2 separate regions of the Mus musculus genome follow, and region 1 is linked to region 2. A link is a loop called in an ENCODE intact Hi-C map of the cell type or tissue named here. Cell type or tissue: heart. All regions are shown on one strand. Each heading gives the region's core, and the rest is flanking DNA. Links, peaks and the distances in the headings are about the cores only. Region 1 holds the start of n-TNgtt9 (a tRNA gene). Region 2 holds the start of Mir7655 (microRNA 7655).

Evidence for each region. Peaks named below come from ENCODE experiments on the same cell type or tissue, not always from the same donor. Only the 100,000 strongest peaks of a DNase experiment are listed, where the experiment ranks them.
Region 1: it touches region 2 in a loop (2.5-fold over the local background); 2 of 42 quality-filtered maps call a loop at or near these places.

The regions. Positions count from the first base shown.
Region 1 is chr2:18,581,664-18,590,573 of GRCm38, forward strand. It overlaps n-TNgtt9 (a tRNA gene), which reads right to left and starts at 5,454; the gene lies at 5,381-5,454. In heart, for the core only: a CTCF peak has its summit at 4,039; a DNase peak (open chromatin) is centred at 5,468; H3K4me3 peaks cover 412 bases; H3K27me3 peaks cover 500 bases.
Region 2 is chr2:18,052,231-18,061,140 of GRCm38, forward strand. It overlaps Mir7655 (microRNA 7655), which reads left to right and starts at 5,616; the gene lies at 5,616-5,673. It also overlaps a transcript of Mllt10 not described here. In heart, for the core only: no CTCF peak of the experiment used is centred there; DNase peaks (open chromatin) are centred at 4,391, 4,731 and 5,641; H3K4me3 peaks cover 2,500 bases; H3K27ac peaks cover 2,500 bases.

The sequences.
Region 1 (8,910 bases), core at 3,019-5,518, 530 kb after region 2:
CTCCAAACTTTGATATAAGAGACAGCGGAAGAGCAAGAATGTGTTGTCTTACATTCTGCTATCCTTTGGGTATCTTCCTATTGAACTTTTTGGAGTCCTGAAGCCACTTTAGAAAGAAAGAAGGAAGGAATAGAGAAAGAGAGAAACAAAGAAAGCAAGAAAGTAAGAAAGCAAGAAAACAAGCAAGCAAGAAAGAAAGAAATTAGAAGAAAAAGAAAGATAGAAATAAAGAAAGAAAAAAAGAGGAAGGAAAGAGAGAAATAAGGAAGAAAGAAAGAAAGAAAGAAAGAAAGAAAGAAAGAAAGAAAGAAGGAAGGAAGGAAGGGAAGGTGAGAAGAGAGGAGAGGAGAGGAGAGGAGAGGAGAGGAGAGGAGAGGAGAGGAGAGGAGAGGAGAGGAGAGGAGAGAAGAGAAGAGAAGAGAAGAGAAGAGAAGAGAAGAGAAGAGAAGAGAAGAGAAGAGAAGAGAAGAGAAGAGAGGGAAGGAGGGAGGAAGGGAGGGAGAGCACAGGAGAAGAAAATAAACAAATCAGTACCCCAGAGCTCGTGTCTCTAGCTGCATATGTATCCTAGTCGGCCATCATTGGGAAGAGAGGCCTCTTGGTCTTGCAAACTTTATGTGCACCAGTACAGGGGAACACCAGGGCCAAGAAGTGGGAGTGGGTGGGTAGGGGAGCAGGGCAGGGGGAAGGGTATAGGGGACTTTCAGGATAGCATTTGAAATGTAAATGAAGAAAATATCCAATAATAAAAAAAAAAGAAAGTAAACAAATAGGTTACATCTTTAGAGAGACAAAGCCCTGGAATGAGATGATCGCAGGACAAAGGCAACTGAAAGGGACACTGAGATGCTGAATGGTCCAGTCTCAGCAGCATCTGAGAGATCCCACAAAGGAGAGGTAACAATTGTTGCTTAGATGAGTCTGGCCAACCCGTGGAGCTGCAGACATAATGAAAGTTCTTTTTAAGCCTCTGGTTTTATAGTGTTTTCTTCTGCAACTAGAGACCATTAGAAACAGAACTTGGAACCGGAGAATGAAAACTGTGACATTTGTCTTAGACTCAGGAGATGGGCTAAAATGAAAATCCTTACAGAGATCATAGCAGGCTCTTGAAAGGCAGAGATGAAGTTGCTCTCAGAGGCTGAAGGAAGGGTGGGGGGCAGTGCTAGTGTATACATGGTGTGAACACACACAGATGACTATGGGGAAAGCTGTTATCTGTAGGACCTTTAGGAAACAGAGATGATTCTAGTGTCCCTCCGAGGTCTGGAGAGGCTGTTTATCGGCAGAGTGTTGAAAGCATCAAGTGGTTTTACTTTTAGCTGCCTATGAAAAACTACATAAGGAGTAAAATAAGGACTCCCCACCCTCACCCCCAAATATGTAGAATCTAGAGAAATTTAAAGGACCAAGGACTCATTGAGTTAGAAGCAATGTTATTTCTCTTGCCTCCGCCATGGAAGGCAGAAGCCACGGAAGATAGATCTCATTTGGTTATGAACATGTTTCAGCATGAAGTCCAGATCCAGGGTGGGACCATCAAAAACTCAGTAACAATCACAGAGCCTCTCAGATAAACAGAAATCTCTCTGCCTCTCAGGTATGTATGTGCCTTATACCACTCCTCATAAAACAGAAAACTGTTTCCAAGAATCAGAAACTGGGCTGGAGAGATCACTAGGTAGACCTCCATTCAGGTCCCTCCAGAATCCACTCAAAGCCAGACACTGTAGGACATACCTGTAATCCTGTCATAGTGTGAATCTACAGTCCCCGTGTTCCTAAAGAGAAATGGGACAAGAAGACAAAAGAAGCTTTCTGTCACATATCCCAAGACTCCTCTTAGCCATGACAGTTTCCCAGATTCTCCTTGTCATTGAGGAATGTGACAATCTGAGTAGTACTGGTTAAATATCTTGTACGATGGACTTCTTCTGGACTTTGCCTGGTTTTTCATTGAGAAAAGAGCAGGGTTGTTTATGGGTACAGGGAACGACAGCTGTGAACAATGAAATTAAGGATGCTGTCTATCACCGAGACATTGCCCATGATCCTCTGATAAATCTAGGTTGCATTAGTGTCTACATTAGTCAGGGTTTTCTAGAGCCATGGAAATGGTAGAATAAATATATATAAAGGCAGTTTACTAGAAGGGCTTACAGGCTGTGGTCCACCTAGTCTAACAATGGCTGTCTCCCAGTGGAAAGTCCAAGAATCCAGTAGTCCAGTCCGTGAGGTTAGATGTCTCAGCACATGTTGAAATCTCAAAGAAGTAGGCTGTAATGTCAGTGAAGGAATGAACTTGCCAGTAAGGGCAAGCCTGCAAATCGTGTGCCCATGATATAGCCTGCCACAAGGAACTGTGGCCCAGACCCAAGGTGGATCTTCCCACCTCAGAAGATCTGGATTTAAGATGGGTCTTTTCACTTCAAATGATTTAATTAAGAAAATCCCTCATGGGAGTACTCACGTTTTAAAATTAATTTAGTGATGCATTTTATGTATGTGGATGTTTTGTCTGCATGTATGCCCACCAGAGTAGAGCATTAGATGTCATGTGAGTACAGTTAGACATGGTTGTGAGTTGCCACGCATATGCTAGGAATTGCTCTGGAAGAACAGTCAGTTCTTAACTGATGAGCCCCAAACTTGGGTTGAGTTAACTCCAGCTTGTAATCAAGTTGACAACCAAGAATGGTCAACACGGGTCCCCAATGAAGGAGCTAGAGAAAGTACCCAAGGAGCTGAAGGGGTTTGCAGCCCCCTATGAGGAACAGCAATATGAACTAACCAGTAACTCCAGAGCTCCCTGGGACTAAACCACCAACCAAAGAGTACACACAGAGGGACTCATGGCTCTAGCTGCATATGTAGCAGAGGATGGCCTAGTCGGCAATCAATGGAGGGAGAGGCCCTTGGTCCTGTGAAGGTTCTATGCCTCAGTACAGGGGAATGCCAGGGCCAGGAAGCAGGAGTGGGTGGGTTGGCAGGGAGGCAGGGGGAGGGGAGGGGATTTTTTTGAGGGGAAACTAGGAAAGGGGATAACATTTGAATTGTAAATAAAGAAAATATCTAATAAAAAAATCTAAAAAAAAAAAAAAGAATGGTCAACACAGTGCTGACTCCGAGGGCCCCTTCATCTATAAACACACACACACACACACACAAAGGTTTGCAAAAACAATTCATCCGTAAACATGTCTGCCGTTTTTCCAGAATGTTTCTTGTGTTTCCCATCTGTATGCAATGGTCCCAAGAAAGGCGGTGTGCTCAGCCCTCACCCACACAATTCGATCATCTACTTCTGTTAGAGGGGAACTTTGTTCTCAAAGTTCAGGTCCCCCCCCCCCCTCTTTATTTCCTGGCCTCAAAACCACCCCCGCAACAAGACGAGGATCCTTAGAAACTTCGGATCAAACTGAAAACTACCGCTTACGAGAGGTGACCCAGAGCACATCTCACAAAACCGTCTGGATGAGAGTTTATGTGGGTGATTCCCGAACACCAGCCTTGGGGACAGAGTCCCTGAACGCCAGGATTCATGGCCTGACTCTAGCCCTTTGGCTTTTCCTGCGTATTTTGCCTGGCCTGTTCCAATCTTCAGTCTTGCCCCCTTCCGATTAAATGCCAACAAGCTGCTCCTGAACCTAGAGACCCCAGTTCATGTGAAGATTCCACATCCCCACACGAATTTCATTTTGAATCAAATCGAGCAATACGGCGAACACATAACACATAATCTAATAATGTCCTATTACATTCTACAAAGTTTCTAAACTCCCTGCATGACATGGGGAGCAAGATATTAATGAAACTTCATGTAAAAAAAATTAAAATATCTATTTTGGTTTTACATTAAGTAATCAAGTCACGACTTTGGAGGTGGGCAGTGTGACAGTGGAACATGCATGGGCTTTGTGCCTGAGCTGAGTTCAAAGCTAACAGTGACATCAGGCACGAGGCTCTGCTGTACTGAGCTCTTCTCTGCAGCCTCAGTGACACTGACCGAGGACTGATTGCGACAATGCCTGGCAAGTAGGTGGCACTCAACAGCCACCAGACTTTGCTAATGCTACCGTTTGGGCATGCCCCTGGCAGTCATGCCTTGGAAACTTAAGCGCTATGGGAACTTGAGTCTTATGGGAATATTTGGAGATGGAACCCTTGGGAGGTAATGAGAACCACAAGTCAGGAGGGTGACTTCCCTTCCCCCTCCCAGGAGGACACTGGTGGCTTTGTAAGCCAAAGAAGAGAGATCTGAGCGGTCCAGCTTGCCCTCCCTTAGCATGCGATGCTTCTTGCATTTCTGCAGAGTTCCCACTAGAATACCCCTGACAGGCTGTAGCCCTGTCTGCCTATCCTTCACAAGTGTAAGCTAATCTTTATTTTTTGTAAATTACACAGCCTAGAGAATTTAGTTGCAGCATCATAAACTGATAAGAATAAACATACAGGGTCTGGAGAGATGACTCAGCAGTTAAGAGCACCGGCTGTTCTTCCGGAAGACCTGGGTTCAATTCCCTGCACCCACAAGACAGTTCACCACTGTCTGCAACTCTAGTTCTAAGATAGCTGGCACACTCACAATGACATATATGCAGGCAAAGCACCAATCCACATAGAATAAATTGTCTTTTAAAAGTATAAATTAATATTGCATACTTATACACATACGCAAAAAGAATTAGTATGTAAACCCAGAACAAATAGAGAATATGTATGTATGCGCATGTATATGCAGAAATAAAAATTTAAAGAATGAATCTCCCAATTAAAATATTGTTAATCCTACTCAAAGTTACTGGTTCCTTTTTCTTCCTTGTTTTAAATAGACAGGTGACCTCAAACTCTTGGGTTAGGGTTATTCCATTGCTTCAGCTTCTCAAGAAACCTGTGCTGTAGACAAGTACCTACTGATAGCTGATACACCAATCTTTACTTTTTTCTTAAAACTGGCTTTAGATTCCTATAATCTGTACTCAAGACTGAATTATTATGATGTAACTATGGTTATTTTCCTAAAGTATCTATTGGGGGGGGGCACTTTGTGCACTCGTAATGTGTGAGCAAAATATGAAAGTAACTTTCCCTTTAATTTTTCTTGCTTTAAGTTCTTTCGTTTTTTTTAGAAATTTAGTTATGAGACCGTATAATAGGTTTTCTTTTCAGGTTTATTCCATTTTCTATAAATATCTAAGACTTTAGAGCGGAAAAACCAAAAGGGCTGAAGCTGGGCTTCATTGTAACAAATTTGATTTCTGAAAGATAGCTTAGAATAGATGCGGAACGTTAGACTTCAGTTTGTTTGAATTTGACAGTGGAAGTATACAGGGTAGAAAAAGCCGCAGACAAGCTTTGTTTAAAAGAGAAAAAGGAAAGGCGTCCCTGGGTGGGCTCGAACCACCAACCTTTCGGTTAACAGCCGAACGCGCTAACCGATTGCGCCACAGAGACTTTGGCGCTCCTAGCTGCTCCAGGCAAGGCTCTTATGAAGAATAATAAAGGTTCTGTGACACATTTTTTTCCTACTGCCTGACTCCTATTTGAAGCAGAAATGTTACTAAAGGTTCTTAATCCTTTCGAGTTCCCCCTCTACTTCTGAAGCATATTGGAAAATTATGCCTCAAGATGGAGGAGAATTACAGGTCACTGCGTGGATTAAAACACTGTGGCTCTCCCCTCCTCCCAACCCCAGCTTGGAAGGTTCTGTTGCAGTAAGATGACAGCTTCTAATTAATTACCTTTTGTAAGGACTTGTAATGGTCAGCTTGCAGGCTGAGTTTTCCTTTGTTTCTGTTTTTGCGGTTTTCCCGCTGACCTTACGTTACTTACTAAGCCTCTTCGAGGCCGTCTGACTGTATGCGTGCCTTTTGCTTTTTAGATTCAGGTTTTACTAAAACACGTATTCAAACCCTGTTTGCGTTGCGACTTTACTCAGTGCGATTGTCCCAGTAACATTTCGTTACGACGTGTCCTGCGAGGCTTGCGGCCAATTGCTGAATGGGTCCTTGATTCTCTCTGCTGAGACCTCTTCACCTGCGTGTAAGCCTCGCCATTGAACTCTCCTCGCTGGCTTTTTGAAAAAAAGAAATTACAGAACTAAAAAAAAGATAGGACTTATGATTAACTGGGCACATTTTATTTAGCTCAGAATCACGGCTTGCAAGCATACTCTGTCCCTGGAAATATTCCGCAGGAAAATCTTTCCCTTTTGTGAAAGTTTACTTGGTGCCTTTTCAATACTGTTCAGAATCGTAATTTTGCTCCCACTGTTCCCGCTTCCAAGAAATTATAGTTTCCCCTGAAGAACTTGATATTTCCGGTTTTGTCACAAATTACTCTGGCCTCAAGCCTTCGGGGAGAAAAAAAAAAAAAAAACCGGTCGATATCGGGACTTAAGTTGTGAACGAAGTGCTTGGGTTCAACCAACATTTCGAGCCCGCCAATTGCGTGATGACAACTTAAATTGGCTTTAGAGCCATTCAACAGCGAAGTAGCCTGAAATGTTAAACAGCTGGGAACTCACGCCCAACTGGACCTCTCAGCTTTCAACGCACTTTTAAATGTGCACATGAAAAAAGAAAAAATCCTGAATTTGAAACAAACTAGGAACCTTCCGGAGCATACTGACGACATATATAACTGCATGGTGTTGACTTCAAACCTTATTTTAAAAATAGCTATTCATCTATGCTAAAGTCGTGAAAATGCTGGCTCTTTCTCTTCAAACTCAAAGTGAGGGTTTTTCCTCTGCTATTGTCCTCCGGACTATTTAGTTAGAACAGATTGCAACCTTGGACTTCACAACCCCTTCATTAAATATTTACTCTCCTGCTGAGAATATTAACAGGGATCCTGTTCATATCTACATCTTTCTTGCCCATTTCTCTTCCTGGCTCAAACATCACAGCACTAACATTTTCACTTCTAAAAAGAGACAGGAGCCATCCAAGAGAAAAACTAATGGGGGGGGGGGCGGGGGGGAAATGTCCGTGTTGAGAATTGCTGTGCTTTTGAAAACTGCCTTCCAGCCTCTTGTTAACATTTTAAATAATGGTTAGTTCAGTTTAGTTTTTGTGTATCACCACATTTGAAAATACTTTAAAAGAGAGTGTATATATATATATATATATATATATATATATATACACACACATATATATATATATGTATGTATATATATATATAATTAAAAAAAATACTGAATGGAACCACGACATCTTACCTTAATCTGTTAACATCTCTGCTGTGTAAAAGATGCCTACTTAACTAAGATGCTAAAAGGACAGCATAAGCTGCCACCTGAATGTTTGTGATCTTAGGCCTTAATATTTACGTACAACTTTGAAGGTACAACTAAATCTATTAAATTAATTTTAGAAACATTTTCCCCTTAAATTTTAGGGCAACCTAAGAAAAGCAATTCTCATTGTTGTATTAGCACTCAGATTTTTAAATTACTGAAACTGAACAGGACTGGGCATTTTGTCCCTTTTTGTATATTGTACATCACTCAACTACAGATTTACCTTTCTCAGGAACTTGCCTATCAGTGGAGGCTGGCTTGTACAGATTAATGAAACTATATATTTAATTTTCTCCTGGGAGAGAAACAGAAAGAACATCTGTGCAAATGGCCCCACGTGTCTTACCAGACAAGGCAAACCAGACCAAGAGGATTTACAGAGCCCAGGCTACCTTGGAGATAGCAGGGCTTTCGGGAAAGACTCCAACTTCATTCCAAGACAGGTAGCAGCTCCCAGGATCTCTTCCAACTCCATGTGCTAGACATTAGCATTTTCAGTTACTGAATTTGAGAAGCAGTACAACTAAGCTGTTTAAAAGGAGCGATTGAGTTGGAGCTGTGTTCTAACAGCAAGTTTAAACACTAATCGGACTCTTGTGCTCTAAGACACCCGTTAAAGGAGGATGGTAGTCAGACCTCACTCAGAGCAAGAAAGGATGGAGACCTGTGTGAGTCACATTTTATACCTGATTTATAGAGATGCTAAGGAGCTCTGTGACACAAGTCATGCTTTCCACTTGCCAAACCCTTTCTTCCTGTGAAAGCTCACCCTCGGACGGACGGGGTCAGCTGATCAGTTTGGCAGGCAGCTAGCTGCAAATGAGAAAGAGGGGTCTGTAGGTAACTGTTAGGTCCAGAACACCTAAAGGACTCAAGACATTTCAGAAAGGTCTTTGGATATCACTTTTTAAATTCACTTTTAAAATCCTATCACTTGGAACTTTCCGTGAAATTACTCAGATGGTTGTCTTCATTTTATTATTAATAAAGAATGATATATGAGAAAAGATAAACAAAGGAAAACACAGTAATACACTGGCCAGACCGCTTAGACATTCTCTCTTTCTCTTCTCAAATGAGAAAATCCAAAATTATTTTTTTTTACCAGATAATAAACAGAAACTCTAATCACCTGTTAGTTCTAGCACTGAAGTGTCACCCCCACAAAAACAAAACAAAACAAAAAAACCACCTTATTTAGCATGCTGCAAGGGATGGTCACTAACAAGAGAACTGTCCAAGTTTCCTGCCGAACTCTTTAAAGTTAGTCTATTAGGCATTAAGCCCATTGTACTGGTACACACCTGTGCCTCCAACCTTTGGGAGGCAGAGGCAAGAGAGCCAGGCTCCGAGTCCCCCTCAGCTACAGTGAGTTCCAGTTCAGCCTAAGCTAGAAGAGACCCTGACTCAACAACAAAAACAAAACTAAATATCCTTCTACAAATTAGAATAGCTAAACTATTTTTTTATTTGCTTCTATGAAATCAAGAAAGCAGATGCCAAAGAAAGAAACTTCACTAAGGATGAGGGTAGGTGTCATGGGGAAACCAGAGGAGAGCATGGACCCAGCATGGTGGGGGTGGGGGAAAAGCTCTTTGACTCAA
Region 2 (8,910 bases), core at 3,259-5,758:
AGGGGATAATTGTGAATTTATCACAATGTGCATGTGATGTCCATTGAGTGTGTTAATGAGATGTGGCCATTTACTCAGGTTGGAATACAAATTCTACAGTATCTTGAAAAGTATTCTTGCTTTGAAAACAAGGCTGCTTGCTAAAGGAAAATCCTCTGTAGCAAATACAGTTTCAAGTGTATTCTTAATGTTCACTTATTTCTACATTTATTGTTAAAAAAAAAAGCAGCACTTTCAGTTTTTAAAGTGATAGACTGTGATGATCTGAACATATTTGTCTTTACTTATCCCATATGAGTGTGCTAAATCCACCTTCCGATGCTCTATTTTGATTTATTTTCACTGTATTTTATGTTTAAATACCATAGCAATTCAGTCTGACCTCTTTCCTCTGGAGCGAAGTAATGCACAAGGCATTCACAGTCTTTTAAAGGGTTAGCTGGGAAATGCAACAGCAAGTTTACTAATGGGGAAAGTTCTTTTGAAAATCTAAAGGAAAACCTAAGAGTACTTTTGCATTTCTACACTACAACTGTTATATAATTAAAGTATTGAAGGGCATTAAAATAATCCTTTTTCATCCAGGCTCTCCCCCATACATACATAATTTAAATGAGGATCACACACACCACGACCACCACCGGCTAACTCTTCACCATATACATTTGTTTTAGTGATTGCTGGGTACATTTTGTTCAAAGTGAATTCAGACAGAAAAGAGGGAGGAATATCACAAAGGGCCCAACAATGTAGGCACAGTGGTTAGAAGAATAAGAGACATCTCTTAAACTGTTAACTAAAGTCTAATAATAATGATAATAATAATATAAGTTTAAAATAATAGTCTCATATGGCTGAATAGGTTGAAGAGTTAGGACAAAACAGACTAAACAGCTCTTTAGCTAAACTTTTCTGACATACTGTCTTCTCTCCTTTTTTGGAGGTGAAAATGGTAAGAGGAGAAGAATAATTAGCTAAAATGAGGAATAAACTATAACTTAGCATATTTTCTTTAAACTCCTTTTTCTTCTTTTTTAAAAAATCTCATTCAAATATATCAGGGCAAGTCTTCCAATAGGTCCATCCTTCTGTTCTTAGACGTTTAAAAAAAATCCTGTCTTTAACAGAACTTTGGGACACAGAGTATATGCCATGTTGTCTATTGACCCATAATCAGAATGCAGTGACCTTCTACCCTTTTTTTGCCCCCTGACCCATCTAGAATTCAATGCAGCCTTTATAAATTTGCAAATCCTTGGAGGTAAAGGGGTTTTGTGAGGCTTTGTTCTGAAGAAGCCCTAAGAGTGTGCTTTCTAAATGAGACAAAGGTAAAGCTGGGGACCTTAGTGGATGAGATTTTATGCAGGTGAGCACTAGGCAACTCTTCAGATATGAATACTGAATATTGCAAGCTAAACATTTGTAAGCACAGGAGAGAAGGTTACAGATTGCATTAAATTGGAGTGTGGTACAAATCACTTCCATGATGTAAGAAATGGCCAGGCCACAGTCTTCCTGCTTTTCTCATCTCAAGGGCTGTGGGGACCCTAGTGACCAAGGAAAGAATGGGGGGGGTACACAAGAGGAGGGAAGAAAGGTGGGGGAGGAGTAAGACTTGATTTGAATCTGCAGCCACATTCCCTTATCTTTCCTGCTATCAGCCAGTTTAAAGGACACCATAATTATGGTAGTGATAAAACAATGCCTGCTTATGTGTGCTGAATAAATAAAGAATGCTTCAGCTTAAGAATCTTTTAATTCCAATTAAATGCTATCAGAGAAAAGCCACTTTTCCTACTGCAACTGCCTTTCCCCCCAATTATCTTATTTTGTTGCAATATTTTCCTATGAGACACATGGACCTTTCACAAGTGATCCTGAACACAGGGGACAAACTCACAGAATGCAGAGTTCATCTTCTCCTATCAAATAATACACAGATCACAGGAACCAACATTTAGTGGGATTACCCAAGTTTTTTGTTTATTTTACACGGAGGCCAAATTTGGAGAAACAAGTGATTATACTGAGTGTTGAGGCCTAGCTAGGGTCTGCTGAAGATACAGTAAAATCCTGAGCACCCAGAGTAAGAGGGAGATGACACAGAAGCAGTGGGATGGTCCCTGGAAAGGGACTCCTCTGGTTCCGTTCCCTTGGCTTCAGCCCAAATCCTCCTCCTTGGAACCCTGGAGCCAATCACTGTCTTCCACTTTCAGCTACTGGGAACACCCAAAAAAAGAGGGAGACTAAAAAAAAAAAAAAATCACAAGTTTGATTTTTATGGATGTGTATCATTTCATATTCATGACATCAGCAAATCACATCATGATCAGATTTAAACGTGGTCAGGAACGCTCATCCCCATCAGCATGATCACGAAACACCAGTAAGAAAATTTGGCTTTTAATTTTGTGATTATAGAGTAAAAATAAAGTCTGCTAACTTAGGAAACCTTAGTTTTCAAATCCAGACAACAATTCCATACTAGTAATTTCCACATAAATGCTTTGGCTAAAGTTGTTCTACAACATTTCGATTCAAACTTCTGTCTCCTTTTCTCTGTGGTTGTGTTTTGTTTGTTTTTAAAAACACGTGGCAAAGGACATATTATGGAAAATGCACTCATTCCGTCAAATGCCTATACAAATCTGCCCTTTACTTGGACTAAGTAATGATTTGCTGAGCAGAAGCCGAACAACAATATAATATACTTTCCTTGAAGAAAGATTTTGTTTTTATTTCAAAGCAAACTATTTGGTGAGGTGGTACAAAAATCAAATGTTAAAACAACAACAACAACAACAAAAAAAAAAAAAACCAAAAAAACCCCCTTCAGGGTATTTCTAAGTTTTCTGGAGAGTTGCAGGCCCCTTCCCTTTTGAAAGTTTAGAGATCCAATACCCTCAATTCTACTGGCAGAATTAGGTGGACTTAGAAGGTCCTAAACGTGACCGATTCACTAAGGCGGGGGCTACAGCATGCAGCAACGTGCTCCGCAACCTAATCCTACGCTAAAAGAGGGCAGAGAGCGAAAAAAGAATGGAATATAAGCTCTCCCGACGTTCCTAGTTACTTTCAAGGTGGATTGTGTATTTTAAGGCTGATGGGAGCGTCTGGTTTTTGGAGGAAAAAGAAGAGAAGGTAAGTGTTTGTCCTTGTATCCACCAGTTCCTAGAGAAACAATGAAAGAACAAAGGGAACCACTTCCCCCATCTGAACATTTTGTTTCTCTCTGGATTTCAAGGGAAAAGCTTGCAATGGGATTCACTTTACTGTTTCTTAACTGGTAGATTGCTGGGGTTGTTGAACTAAGAATGAGAGCAAAGTTGAGATGCAATGTAAATAGGCTAAATAATAAAGGCTGTGGTGACGAATCTGCAGTGCGCCTGGCTCGGCAACTTGCAGAAGTTGGAAAAAGCATGAAGACCCAGCCCAGGAAATAACCTTTGCATACAAGGTCTCGAACTCATTTTTAAACCAACCTTTCTTGTTGTTTAAAGAAGTCTCTGCGCACAGACCGTGTAGTAGGTACTGTTCCATGGGAAGAGAGTGGTGTTCGATTTAGGTCTAAAGTTGATCTCTATCGCTATCCTAAAATGAGTATTTTAAAAGAGGATTTGATTATTATGCTACTGCTTGCTAATAGAAGAAATGGCAGCGGTGGCCGAGGAAGGAGAGGGATGGTATTTAAATATATTTGCTTTGGGGGTACTCTGTTTATTGGCAAGTCTGCTTTTGTGGATTTGTGTGACTAAGTGACTGAGCGCTCTCTTCATTCTATATAAATGGATCCGCGTTGGGGGGGGGGGCAGCAAAGACGTCGAGCACGTGAAACTTTTTTTTAACCATCCCCCAAGAGGCGACCAAGCCCCCCACCCCACCTCGAAATGCGTATATTACCTGCCCTGTTACAGTGACACATGTTTATGTTTATAGTCCTGGTTTGTAGTAGTGTCAAGAGCCGCGGCGAGGGGGAGGGGGACGAGAGGGAGGAGTAAATGCAACCACCCCCACTTGTTGTTAAAGCAAATTTACTGCGTTCTTGCCAGCCCCATGCGGGGGGCTGGGATGAGTTGAGGGGAAGGGGAGAGTTGGGCTGCCTGTTGGCGGCGGAGGGGGTGGGGTAGGCTGAGCAGAGTCGCAACTCAGCTCGTCTCCAGCAGCCCAGTCAATAGGGGAGCACGCTGGCGCGGTGGAAAACAAAAAGGTTCCTCCCGCTCGCTGCGTTCCCGTGGTGGTGGTGGTGGTGGGGGGCCTGCGCGCCGGACTCCAGGGCCCTGACCTCTGACCTCGGCTCCTCTCGGCTCTCCCGGTGCGGCGCGGCCACTTTTTACCCAGGATGCCCCGCGCGGGCCGCGCTCTTGTGGAGCCGGAGCCCTTCCTGCTCCTCCAAGCCCGGCTCGCGGCCCCTCCCCCTGCGCCGCCAGCCCCTCCCCCTGCGCCGAGCCCCGCGGGAGGATTCTCCGCCGGGGAACCCCCGCCCCGCCCCGCCCCGCCCCGCCCCCACGCGGGCCCGGGCTGCGGAGACTGCGGCCGGCCAGGCCGGCCGGGCGGGGTGCTGGGCGCTGCGGGGCCGCGGGGGCGGGGAGGGCCCGGGGCGGCGGGAGGCCGGGCCCGCGGCCCAGCCTAGGCCTGGACCTGTTGACTGCCATTGGCCCGCTCGTCCCGCGCCCTCTCCTTGGCCGCGCCGCCCCAACCCTTCCGCAGAATCCGGGGGAGGAAACGGGGTGGCTCCTCTCCCCGCCTCCCTTCAACTTTTTTTTCCCTCTGGGGGTGGGGGGACGAGGGTGAGGCCGACCTGCAAACTCCTCGGCAGCCCCAGCCTTCCTCGGAAAGTATCGTCACGCGCGGGCCCGCCGCCCCCTTCAGCCCTCGCTATTTAAGTCCTTCGCCTCTGGCGGCCCGACTCGCGGCCGCCGGCCCGAGGGCCTGCGCCGCCGCCCGGCCGCCCGCTCGCCTCCCCTTCCAGTCGGGCTGCTTTGTGCCCTGGAAGCTCCCCGTCCTGCTACTTTCTCCCCAGCCCCAGGAGGCTTAAGATAAAAACCCTGCTTTCTGCGTCGGCCTGGGCACATCTTCTCCACCGAAGGCATTCGTTGGAGAGTTTAAAACAACTGAATTGAGAGGAGGAAATAGGAGTTGGTTGTTCGCTGGTTAGGACGAGCGACGCGCTTCGGATTTTATTTCTAACACGGCACAGTGTAGTTATAGTTAAACAAAGGTGGTGCTGTATTTCCTTCTAGATTTGGATTTCTGGGGGAAGTCTTTTTTTCCCCCCGGAAGGAGACAGCAACTCAGCCTAACGCTGGCAAAGAGACGTGAAGACCACTTCTGGAGACCAAGGGAGAGATAGGAAAAAATACGTTTATAACATAGGAGGGAGGCAACTGTTAAAGCTGGGATCACCAAATGAAGCGCCACATGTAGCAGGCGGGAAAGGGCCGGGCCAAGGAGGTGGCGGCGGTCGGGAGGCCGGAGCTGGGCGGCAAGCGAGAAATCCCTGGGGCCGAGGCTCCTGGGTGCTCCCATTGTTCCGCGCCGTAGCCGAAGCGTGTGGCGTGTTTTTGCCTGGGGAGGTGTGTGTGTGTGTGGATCTGCGACTCCTCCACTTCCGCCTGCGGCCCACGGAGCTCCTAAAGACTCGCCCTGCCGGGTTTATGACGCTCCGTGGGCCTGCAAGGAGGGGGTTCCCTGCCGCTGACCTCGTAGAAAGGCGTCTTCACAACGTACTGCTGAATGGAGCCTGCTGCTCACGTTAGAAGGGAAAGCCACATTGATACGTTTTAAAAATCACCACTAGATAAACGACAAATGTTCCTCCCCCGCTCCGTACCGGAATTAGAGCAGATTATATATTTAAAACATCTATAATGTATAGATTCGCAAATGAATGTTAGGGTTCGAAGGAGTTCGGAAAATCACGTTTTTCTGTCCGTATTTGTTACTACTCAGCTCTTTGTTGTGTACAAGAAGTCTGATTTTAAAAGGAAGGGTCCTAACAAAAAGGGGCCTGGTAAGGTGACACGCATTTCCAGAATAACAGGGAATTTCAAAAGGGAAAAACATCCATTATTACTGTAAACCACGGTTTGGAAGTAAAATAAATTTGCAACCCATCCTAAGAAACTGTTTTTCTTTGTGAAGCATGTGAGAAAAGTATTTTTGGCAAACGTCAGTTTTTTAAAAATAAAGATTTCCAACAAGTGATTCTGGTCATGTAGACAAGACCAAAGACATCGTGCATGAGGCTCGTGAAGCAATAATTCCAGCCTGTGGCCCAAAGCACACTAGGAAAAAGTAATTTGGATTTAGGATTTATAATAGACTTTGCGGGAAATTCCTCTAAAACACTAATTATGAATCTGTGTATTATGCAGCACTGTTTCCCAAGGTGGATTTTAAAAAAACAATTAGAATTGATCTCTGATGGAATATTATATTTACACGTCATCATGAAGACATCATTTGGCAAGAGTTTTGAATTAGAAAAAGAAGTTAACAGCTGATGGGTAAACAGCATGTTGAAAAGACCCCGTAAGAGTCAGTTAAGGGTAGTGGACGGTGTGATTTTGCTTTTGAAAAGTAGTTTGCGTCTGAACACTTTGATTTTACAGGTCTTCTCTCTAAAGCTGCAGTTCCTCATGGAAAACACTCATTTTAAGGCTCGGGGAGAAATTTTATGTCAGAGAAGTCATTTAAAGTATAATTATGAGAAGTATAACTATTTAAAGTATAACTATGGAAGAGGAGAAGATTGAGGTAGAAGATGAAGTAGTTTCAGTCTGTTGAGTGTTTCACACTTCACCCCTCTTCAGTTTACATTTTTTATTGATAAGCCTTTGACTATTTAGAATAGCTTTGCAGGTTTATCTGTTTGGGAGTTGATAGCAGAAGATGAATCTTCTTTATGTCTGTCTTTTACACGCTTAGGTGTTTTTGTCTCCTTTAAAGGGAAAAAATTAACTCAGAATATACGTGTGAGAAAACCAGCAAATGGTCAGGAAAGAAGAGTGGGGTGGGGACAGAGAGGGACAAGCAGCATTCCTGGCCAGTCTTTGTAAAACCTTTCTTTAATATTATGTCATATTTCCCTTCTCTGCTTAGGCCAAAGATGACTGCTTTTTTAATTGTGCTAAAGTGCCACCACATAAAAATTCCCTACATTCTGGCTCTCAATTGCACAGTAAAGTAAGACTGACAAAAAGATCTGAGGCTTGTGGGTTTAATTCACCAGGAATGTTAGGCTTCCTAAGAGTCCACTATGGGGTCATGTTGGTCCTTGGCACTACTACTGTACAATGCCAAATATACACATTATTGATTTTAAAAATCTTAGGTGGCTAGACAAACAGTTTATTAATTGAAGGAATAAAAATGAATTTGTCAAACTCATTCTTTCTGGGACACAATGCACTTAATTATATTCTTGGGCTTGTTTCTGGATTTGGGAAGGAGTGGCCCCTTTCATAGAGGAAAACATTTAAATCTTAAAAAGTGACCTTCTTTGGTCCAAATACTATTTAGCAATTAAGCTTAATTTGTTCTTTTCTTCTCTTTCTTTTCTTTTCTCTTTTTTTTCAGTTGCAGATATGTCTCATTTCTTTAAGGACTCTTCCATTTCCAAAACTGATTTTCCTCTTATCATGTTGAAAATCGTCACTTACATAATCTTATTGTGTCCTAAAAACTGACAGCAGAATGTCACTTTAATCACTTTAATTATAACAGAGATGCAAATGTTCAATGTCAGTAAAAAATGGAAAATGGACTCTACATTATATTGATGACTCCCTTTAAAGCCAGTTTTAAGTGTTGTTGCATCACAGGAAAAAACACAGCTCTGCATGTCTAAGGGTTATGTAACATCCACAAGCTCTAAAGGCATCCTAGACAGAAATTCTCCCTATTGGAAATTATTTGGCGCTTTATCTCCCAAAATGTAAAAATGTAAGGGTATTACATTTTTTGTTAATATTTATTTTATAGTAAAAGAAACAGCTCTGAAGCCAAACTCAAAGTTAAGTAATGCAAACTCTTAGAGAAGAAGCTTTGGTTTTGGTCTTTGAAAATATTTTAGATTTAGATAACTAGATTTAAATTTGAGAATCATCTCTCTTTCCAAAAGTTACATGCATCTAAAAATAATATTAATTATAATTGATTCTAAGAGGCTTTTGCAAATACAGTTGTAGACTTTTACATGAAAAGGTGGATATTCAAATGTACATAGTTCTAAGTCATTTGGTAAAAACAGACTCTAACAGGCTAAGAAAGAGAAAAAGTGCATCTTTTCCTTCATATTCTGAATCTAGATTAAAAAACAAGAAGGACAGGAAAACAGAAGGGGGCATTTGGTAAGAGGAAGATGACCAAGGGAGGGGGCGGGGCAGAGGGGACTAGAGAAGGGTGATGGGGAGTAAGTATGGTGAAGCCAGTACATGCAATAGATGCATGAATAGACCATAATGGAACTCATTAGCTTGTGCAATATATACTAAGAAACATTTTAAAATGCTTATCTTTCATGTCTAGTGTATTGATTTTGACTATCAGAAATCTTTGAAGATACTGACTTGGAAAAATTTTGTTAATCATTAGAAATTTACCTTTGATTGTATATGCAAAGTAAAGACTTGCTTTACTCTGAAGAAAAAATTTCAGACTTCACTCATCTTTTTCAATGTTGAATGTTAAACAAGTGTTTCTGTCGTCTTACTATTTCCAGGGTACTTGCTAGGCACTTGGTGAGGACTAAGATGAGAAAAAAAAATTATCAAGGAAGACTACCATGGCTCATTAAGTGGAACCTTGCAAAACCCATTAACAGAATTACAACTGAAAACATAATTGAAAAGAATACCCTTTAATAAAATTTGAATATATTATAATATGGGTGCCATGTCTAGGATATGC